Regions from separate parts of the Homo sapiens genome. Here region 2 is linked to region 1. Evidence: chromatin loops called from intact Hi-C (ENCODE). Cell type or tissue: HCT116. All regions are shown on one strand.

Region 1 (5,000 bases):
TCAAGGATATTGGTCTAAAATTCTCTTTTTTGGTTGTGTCTCTGCCCGGCTTTGGTATCAGAATGATGCTGGCCTCATAAAATGAGTTAGGGAGGATTCCTTCTTTTTCTATTGATTGGAATAGTTTCAGAAGGAATGGTACCAGTTCCTCCTTGTACCTCTGGTAGAATTCGGCTGTGAATCCATCTGGTCCTGGACTCTTTTTGGTTGGTAAACTATTGATTATTGCCACAATTTCAGAGCCTGTTATTGGTCTATTCAGAGATTCAACTTCTTCCTGGTTTAGTCTTGGGAGAGTGTATGTGTCGAGGAATGTATCCATTTCTTCTAGATTTTCTAGTTTATTTGCGTAGAGGTGTTTGTAGTATTCTCTGATGGTAGTTTGTATTTCTGTGGGATCGGTGGTGATATCCCTTTTATCATTTTTTATTGTGTCTATTTGATTCTTCTCTCTTTTTTTCTTTATTAGTCTTGCTAGCGGTCTATCAATTTTGTTGATCCTTTCAAAAAAACCAGCTCCTGGATTCATTGATTTTTTGAAGGGTTTTTTGTGTCTCTATTTCCTTCAGTACTGCTCTGATTTTAGTTATTTCTTGCCTTCTGCTAGCTTTTGAATGTGTTTGCTCTTGCTTTTCTAGTTCTTTTAATTGTGATGTTAGGGTGTCAATTTTGGATCTTTCCTGCTTTCTCTTGTAGGCATTTAGTGCTATAAATTTCCCTCTACACACTGCTTTGAATGCGTCCCAGAGATTCTGGTATGTGGTGTCTTTGTTCTCGTTGGTTTCAAAGAACATCTTTATTTCTGCCTTCATTTTGTTATGTACCCAGTAGTCATTCAGGAGCAGGTTGTTCAGTTTCCATGTAGTTGAGCGGCTTTGAGTGAGATTCTTAATCCTGAGTTCTAGTTTGATTGCACTGTGGTCTGAGAGATAGTTTGTTATAATTTCTGTTCTTTTACATTTGCTGAGGAGAGCTTTACTTCCAACTATGTGGTCAATTTTGGAATAGGTGTGGTGTGGTGCTGAAAAAAATGTATATTCTGTTGATTTGGGGTGGAGAGTTCTGTAGATGTCTATTAGGTCCACTTGGTGCAGAGCTGAGTTCAATTCCTGGGTATCCTTGTTGACTTTCTGTCTCGTTGATCTGTCTAATGTTGACAGTGTGGTGTTAAAGTCTCCCATTATTAATGTGTGGGAGTCTAAGTCTCTTTGTAGGTCACTCAGGACTTGCTTTATGAATCTGGGTGCTCCTGTATTGGGTGCATATATATTTAGGATAGTTAGCTCCTCATGTTGAATTGATCCCTTTACCATTATGTAATGGCCTTCTTTGTCTCTTTTGATCTTTGTTGGTTTAAAGTCTGTTTTATCAGAGACTAGGATTGCAACCCCTGCCTTTTTTTGTTTTCCATTGGCTTGGTAGATCTTCCTCCATCCTTTTATTTTGAGCCTATGTGTGTCTCTGCACGTGAGATGGGTTTCCTGAATACAGCACACTGATGGGTCTTGACTCTTTATCCAACTTGCCAGTCTGTGTCTTTTAATTGCAGAATTTAGTCCATTTACATTTAAAGTTAATATTGTTATGTGTGAATTTGATCCTGTCATTATGATGTTAGCTGGTGATTTTGCTCATTAGTTGATGCAGTTTCTTCCTAGTCTCGATGGTCTTTACATTTTGGCATGATTTTGCAGCGGCTGGTACCGGTTGTTCCTTTCCATGTTTAGCGCTTCCTTCAGGAGCTCTTTTAGGGCAGGCCTGGTGGTGACAAAATCTCTCAGCATTTGCTTGTCTATAAAGTATTTTATTTCTCCTTCACTTATGAAGCTTAGTTTGGCTGGATATGAAATTCTGGGTTGAAAATTCTTTTCTTTAAGAATGTTGAATATTGGCCCCCACTCTCTTCTGGCTTGTAGGGTTTCTGCCGAGAGATCCGCTGTTAGTCTGATGGGCTTTCCTTTGAGGGTAACCCGACCTTTCTCTCTGGCTGCCCTTAACATTTTTTCCTTCATTTCAACTTTGGTGAATCTGACAATTATGTGTCTTGGAGTTGCTCTTCTCGAGGAGTATCTTTGTGGCGTTCTCTGTATTTCCTGAATCTGAACGTTGGCCTGCCTTGCTAGATTGGGGAAGTTCTCCTGGATAATATCCTGCAGAGTGTTTTCCAACTTGGTTCCATTCTCCACATCACTTTCAGGTACACCAATCAGACGTAGATTTGGTCTTTTCACATAGTCCCATATTTCTTGGAGGCTTTGCTCATTTCTTTTTATTCTTTTTCCTCTAAACTTCCCTTCTCGCTTCATTTCATTCATTTCATCTTCCATCGCTGATACCCTTTCTTCCAGTTGATCGCATCGGCTCCTGAGGCTTCTGCATTCTTCACGTAGTTCTCGAGCCTTGGTTTTCAGCTCCATCAGCTCCTTTAAGCACTTCTCTGTATTGGTTATTCTAGTTATACATTCTTCTAAATTTTTTTCAAAGTTTTCAACTTCTTTGCCTTTGGTTTGAATGTCCTCCCGTAGCTCAGAGTAATTTGATCGTCTGAAGCCTTCTTCTCTCAGCTCGTCAAAATCATTCTCCATCCAGCTTTGTTCTGTTGCTGGTGAGGAACTGCGTTCCTTTGGAGGAGGAGAGGCGCTCTGCGTTTTAGAGTTTCCAGTTTTTCTGTTCTGTTTTTTCCCCATCTTTGTGGTTTTCTCTACTTTTGGTCTTTGATGATGGTGATGTACAGATGGGTTTTCGGTGTAGATGTCCTTTCTGGTTGTTAGTTTTCCTTCTAACAGACAGGACCCTCAGCTGCAGGTCTGTTGGAATACCCTGCCATGTGAGGTGTCAGTGTGCCCCTGCTGGGGGGTGCCTCCCAGTTAGGCTGCTCGGGGGTCAGGGGTCAGGGACCCACTTGAGGAGGCAGTCTGCCCGTTCTCAGATCTCCAGCTGCTTGCTGGGAGAACCACTGCTCTCTTCAAAGCTGTCAGACAGGGACATTTAAGTCTGCAGAGGTTACTGCTGTCTTTTTGTTTGTCTGTGCCCTGCCCCCAGAGGTGGAGCCTACAGAGGCAGGCAGGCCTCCTTGAGCTGTGGTGGGCTCCACCCAGTTCGAGCTTCCTGGCTCCTTTGTTTACCTAAGCAAGCCTGGGCAATGGCGGGCGCCCCTCCCCCAGCCTCGTTGCCGCCTTGCAGTTTGATCTCAGACTGCTGTGCTAGCAATCAGCGAGATTCCGTGGGCGTAGGACCCTCTGAGCCAGGTGTGGGATATAGTCTCGTGGTGCGCCGTTTCTTAAGCCGGTCTGAAAAGCGCAATATTCGGGTGGGAGTGACCCGATTTTCCAGGTGCGTCTGTCACCCCTTTCTTTGACTCGGAAAGGGAACTCCCTGACCCCTTGCGCTTCCCAGGTGAGGCAATGCCTCGCCCTGCTTCGGCTTGCGCACGGTGCGCACACACACTGGCCTGCGCCCACTGTCTGGCACTCCCTAGTGAGATGAACCCGGTACCTCAGATGGAAATGCAGAAATCACCCGTCTTCTGCGTCGCTCACGCTGGGAGCTGTAGACCGGAGCTGTTCCTATTCGGCCATCTTGGCTCCTCCCTCGGAATCTATTTCTTAAACACAGACATCAGAAGCTTAACCAACTCAACCTACTTCCTTGCAGGAGTGAGTCCGTGCTGCTGCACATGCCCCAGCCTGTGAATCCAGAGCTCACTACAGGGCGCATCACAGGACTGGTGGACAGGCTCAACCACTTCCGAGGTGAGTGTCACAATTTTTCTTAAACAAAGCTACTGCTCTTTGCTTTGTGAAGTGGTAATCCCTGTTCCTGGCCCGGTGGGAAAACATACCAGTAGCGTGCTGGGAATCTAATGTGGTGAGAACGTTTTACTGGGGGCGCACAAAGGAGGAAAATATTCCAGACATGCTAAGGCTAAGAATGGCTCCCCAGAAAACGGATACCTGAGAAAAGGGAGAATCAATTTTGATTTGCAGATACTCTTATGTTTTCATTAATTCCTGCTGGTACATCCATTACATAACTCTAGGTCAAGAAGAGAATTTGTATATCTGTTGGAAAACCTTTAGCCAGAGAAATTAAAGATGATATCAAATGAGTCACTGTGCTAAGGAGAAGCAACCAAGGAACTCCAAAATTAAACCCAGCCCTGCTTTCTCTGCTTTTTCTTTCACAGTTTTGGATTCCATGTTTCCAAAGTAATCTTAGTCTTTTAAATTCCTAAGAGTCATTAATCTGTTTTAGGAACAATATTAAAATTGTATAATTAGAATTTAAAACATCACAAACTATTATTAAATCAATAGTTAGGTTTTTCCAAATACACATCTAGTGTTTAACTGTCCTCTAGTCTTATGAACTGTTTCTCTATTTCTGTTTAATATGAATAGAAGGTGTGTGTGTGTGTGTGTGTGTGTGTGTGTGCAGCTGTGTGTTTCCCAATCTGATAACAATGGAATGTTTGCATTGAGCTTTTTGGGGGAGCATTTTTGTGACTTTGTGCAGCTTTTGTTTGTTCCCAAATGTCCCCATTCCAATGTATGGAGTTCATTCTTGTAAAAAATAATTATTATAACTTTCCTGTGTTCTTTTACTTTTTGCAAGTTGTAGTTGTTGGTTGCCTCTGTTAAGATGAAATGTTTCTTTAAGAGACTCATGTGAGAAAGCAATCTACACATTCTTTAACCAGCCTGGCAATGTTGGCAGCAGGGCACCGCTTACTCAACCAGTACAGCTGGGGCCTGGAAACGAAACAGTCAATGCTCAGGGCAGGAGCAAAAAATGGACTTTTTAATTGTTATTAGGCTGGTTATTTAATTAACCTGTTTGGAGGGTTTAACTCCTATTCTTTTATTCTAAATAGTGCTATTTAAAGCCATATTCCCACTGTTATAAAGAGACTAATTGTTTGCAATTATCCATTACTTACCTCTGCCTTGGCTTGATTAAACTTTAGTCTGTCTTTTTTCTTCCTTACAGACCCCTGAAAC
Region 2 (5,000 bases), 53 kb before region 1:
GGCTACAGTAACCAAAACAGCATGGTACTGGTATCAAAACAGAGATATAGACCAATGGAACAGAACAGAGCCCTCAGAAATAATGTCACATATCTACAACTATCTGATCTTTGACAAACCTGAGAAAAACAAGCAATGGGGAAAGGATTCCCTATTTAATAAATGGTGCTGGGAAAACTGGCTAGTCATATGTAGAAAACTGAAGCTGGATCCCTTCCTTACACCTTACACAAAAATTAATTCAAGATGGATTAAAGACTTAAATGTTAGACCTAAAACCATAAAAGCCCTAGAAGAAAACCTAGGCAATACCATTCAGGACATAGGCATGGGTAAGGACTTCATGTCTAAAACAACAAAAGCCATGGCAACAAAAGCCAAAATTGACAAATGGGATCTAATTAAACTAAAGAGCTTCTGCACAACAAAAGAAACTGCCATCAGAGTGAACAGGCAACCTACAGAATAGGAGAAAATTTTTGCAATCTACTTGTCTGACAAAGGGCTAATATCCAGAATCTAGAAAGAACTCAAACAAATTTAGAAGAAAAAACAAACAACCCCATCAAAAAGTGGGCAAAGGATATGAACAGACACTTCTCAAAAGAAGACATTTATGCATCCAAAAGACACATGATAAAATTCTCATCATCACTGGCCATCAGAGAAATGCAAATCAAAACCACAATGAGATACCATCTCACACCAGTTACAATGGCGGTCATTAAAAAGCCAGGAAACAACAGATGCTAGAGAGGATGTGGAGAAATATGAATGCTTTTACAGTGTTGGTGGGAGTGTAAACTAGTTCAACTGTTCTGGAAGACAATGTGGTGATTCCTCAAGGATCTAGTACTAGAAATACCATTTGACCCAGCCATCCCATTACTGGGTATATACCCAAAGGATTATAAATCATGCTGCTATAAAGGCACATGCACACGTATGTTTATTGTGGCACTATTCACAATAGCAAAGACTTGGAACCAACCCAAATGTCCATGAATGATAAACTGAATTTAAAAAATGTGGCACTTATACACCATGGAATACTATGCAGCCATAAAAAAGGATGAGTTCATGTCCTTTGTAGGGACATGGATGAAGCTGGGAACCATCATTCTTAGCAAATTATCGCAAGAACAAAAATCCAAACCCCACATGTTCTCACTCATAGGTGGGAATTGATCAATGAGAACACTTGGACACAGGAAGGGGAACATCATGCACCCGGGCCTGTCATGGGGTAGGGGGAGGGGGGAGGGAAAGCATTAGGAGATATACCTAATGTAGATGATCAGTTAATGGATGCAGCACACCAACATGGCACATGTATACATATGTAACAAACCTGCACGATGTGCATATGTACCCTAGAACTTAAAGTATAATTTAAAAAAAGAAAAAAAAGAGGGGGGAGGGGGAGAGGGAAGTTCATGCATTAAAATAAAAAAGAATGGGGACATATGAGAAGATTCAGATGACTGAGCATTTCTAAAATCCTCCAATTTAATGAAATATCCTTTACTAGCAGAAGCAGCTCCTATTTCTCCTCATGAAAAAGCAGATTCTTACTTGCAAAAAGATCTGGTTACAAAGTTATGTGAGGCACTTAACCTTACAAAAAGAACTTAATCCTCCTTAATCCTCACCCATATTGTACCTATGACCACAGTTGAATCCCAGCATGTCCCCTACCAAATTGCAAGAATGTGATTTTTTAATACAGTAACTGCCTGGGAATATTTGTGGGAATGGTCTCTGAAGGAGTAACAATTTCGATCACTGTAATAGGACATTGCAGTAGTTTACTATACTAATTACATTATGCTGATAGAATCTGGTGAGCTGAAAGTAGCAGGTATTCAAATGCTGTGGTAAAATTATTCACACCAGAGGATAGAAGATAAATAACCTCTTCCCTAAATACAAGTGGCTTCACCTCAGTCAAACTTTAGGAGCTTCATGCCAACCATAGTCTGGGGTATGTTGGACTTTCTTCACCAAAATGAAGAAAACATGCTACAATGCCATTGCTTTTCACTAAGATACAAACATGAAAATCATTGAGTGTCTTTTCACTTGCGTGACAACACATACACATATAGGTATTCAGTAAACACCAGGTTTGAGTGAGGCTGAGCCCATCATGAACACAGTATCATCTGAACTATCAAGTCATAAAATCATGAGTGTTCAGCAGCATACTTTCATGAATTGGAGATAAAATAAAGATAATCAAGCATGAGCTCTCAAGCAAGATGCAAGTGTATTGCATCAGCAAATGACTCACATTTCCAGCATATGCCTGCAGAAGCACACATGAGGGTGGATTCTGAGAATTCTTGATTAGGGATGTCAAGTGGGAGAACACAAGGCTGTGAAAGGAGAGTTTAGGTTGGGAAAACACTCTTCTGGGATAAAGGACTAATGTAATGTCCAGGACTCAAGCAGATGGCACAAATTCACTACCAGGATAGTCCCTAGAAATATGAATTATGCCCCATGCATAAATTATCATATCTAGTAGTGGAAAAAAAATAAAAGTTTCAGAGGTTTAGGTGTGCTAGAGTCAAATATTAGTGAGGGCCAGAAAAACCCACAATTTTCCAATTCTTCCTTGGGAGGGCTCTGAGGATACCATTTATGGCAGCAATTAAAATGTCCTGGGGAGAGGAGAAACAGCAACAGTAAAGTGTTCAGTGGTGACTCTCCTCCCTAACAAAGTAAGAGCGGTTGTTACAGAACTAGGCTCATTGATAATAACAGTGGTGATTAGAAATAATAGAGGCTAGATGGGTTATGGCACTTAACCAAAAGAAGCTAAATGGACACAATTACTGTAATGAATGGAAAGCTTAGAGGGACAGCCAAGGGTCTTGACCCACAGAGGTCTATGGAAACAGTTAGAACATAACACCCTTAGAACAAAATAAATAGGCAGTCAACAAGGGTATTCAACTGTACAATAAAAAGAAAGCAAGGATGGATAACCAGGAGGCTAAAGGAAATTACCCCAATAAAACTCAAGGCCCTTTGTCTAGGAATTATTACTTAGGATTGTGTAGTAAATAAAATCTTGGTTCAAATTTGCTTCATTGGGGTTCCCTGGGTCTGGAGACCCATTTGGCAATCACTCATCTAGTCTCTGATTGCATAATTAAAAAAATATTTGGTTTTGGCATAATATATATGTTAGATTCTTAGACTCCAGAACAAGAGTTATTATAATAGGGAAGGCTAAGTGGAAACTTCTGAAAATTCCCCTAATCCCAACCAAGATAGTTAATCAAAACTAATATTATGTCTCAAGGTCATGCAGGAATTACTGCCATTCTTAAACACCTAAAGCATGGAGAAATGGTGATCTCTAACATATCCCATTTAACTCATCAGTCTGCCCACCCTTTCCACCCCCAAATATGTATATAATTCCTGTGCTATGACAGTGCAGTATTGCAAACTTAACTAAGCAGTAGTCCTAGTTGCAGCTGCTATGCCAGATGTGGTACCCTTGCTAGAGTAGATTAACACAGCCTCAGGAATACAGACATTTGTGTTAGTCTGCTGGAGCTGCCATAACAAAATATCACAGATGGAGTGGCTTAAAGAACATAAAAATTTATCTATTTTACATTTCTGGAGGCTGGAAATCCAAGATCAAGATTTCAGCAGGTTTGGTTTCTCCTTGGTCTGTGGATGACCACCTTCTCTTTGTGTTCTCACATGGACTTTGCTCTGTATATGCACATCCTTGGTGTCTCTTCCTGTTTTTATGAGGGCATAATAGATGTGTATTTTGTGTCATTATGGCTTCATTTAACCTTATGTCTTCATTTAACCTTAGTTACCTTTTAAAGGCCCTATCTCCAAATATGGCCATATTGAAAGGTACTGGGATTAAGCTTCAACATATGAATTCCAGGACCTAGCTAATGCATCTTTTTCCCTCCTTATCAAAAAAAAATCAGAAATAGTTTATATTTACTTGGAATAGACAACAGTACTTTTCCTATCTTACCTTGAGTCTAGGTTTGTCTTCTCTCCCTTCTGTCATAATATATTCTGAAGATACCCAGACTAACTCAAACTCCTGCAGAATATCACATGGGTCTATATCAATATCTATTTCAATGACACCATGACTATCACATGGGTCTATATCAATATCTATTTCAATGACACCATGACTATCACATGAGTCTATATCAATGTCTATTTCAATGACACCGTGCTAATCAGATTGGATGTGCAAGAACCAGCTAGTATATTAAGGTCCGTGGTAAGACATTTAAACTCCAGAGGGTGAGAAATAAATCCTATGGAGATTCAGGGGCTCATCACTTCAGTTTGATTTTTAGGTCTCCAGTATGTATGGCCTGCTAGAATTACCCTTCTGAAATAAAAGAAACATTTATTCTTCGTTGTCCACTATGCAGAAGTAAGCACAGGTCTGGTAGTTCCTTTCAGGTTAGGTGCAGCATTTTCCATAGCTGAGAATACTTCTCTGACCCATATAGTAGTTGACATGAAATACTGTCCAGAACAGGGAAGGTCTCTACAACATATCCAGGCAGACTCATGGGCTGCCATGCTGCTTGGGCCACAAAACTGAGCAGAACCTATGATATTAGAGGTATTATTGGTAGGAAAAGTTGCTACATGGGGTTTATGGCAAGCCCAAATAGGAAAAACATAGCTGACATTTTGGGAACTGGAGCAATGCCATGTTATCTGCACCAAAGGATTACATACTTTTCAAAAAAGAGCTTCTTTTGTTTCCACTGGAGTTCTAGATGGGTGCAGTAAGAGACCATGAGGCCAGAGTAGTCCATTAGTACTGTAAGACTCACAAAGTGTTAAAGTTGAGCAGAACCAGCAGCAATGAGGATGGAAGTGATGTATCTAGGATGGTGCATAAGCAGAGTCAGAGGGCCCAATAACCTGAATGAGAAGATAGATTGGGCCTCATGGCACCCACCGCATTTGCAACAGTACCT

Evidence for each region. A loop is a pair of places that touch in the nucleus more often than their neighbours do. Peaks named below come from ENCODE experiments on the same cell type or tissue, not always from the same donor. Only the 100,000 strongest peaks of a DNase experiment are listed, where the experiment ranks them.
Region 2: a loop joins it to region 1, with 10 times the contacts of the local background. A loop is called at or near these places in 5 of 110 quality-filtered maps.

The regions. Positions count from the first base shown.
Region 1 is chr1:121,534,669-121,539,668 of GRCh38, forward strand. It overlaps the pseudogene EMBP1. Among named protein-coding and RNA genes, the nearest start is that of SRGAP2-AS1, 140 kb to the left of the region's middle. RefSeq lists an enhancer at 2,662-3,371. In HCT116, no CTCF peak of the experiment used is centred here; no DNase peak of the experiment used is centred here.
Region 2 is chr1:121,481,871-121,486,870 of GRCh38, forward strand. No RefSeq gene overlaps it. Among named protein-coding and RNA genes, the nearest start is that of SRGAP2-AS1, 86 kb to the left of the region's middle. In HCT116, no CTCF peak of the experiment used is centred here; a DNase peak (open chromatin) is centred at 2,251.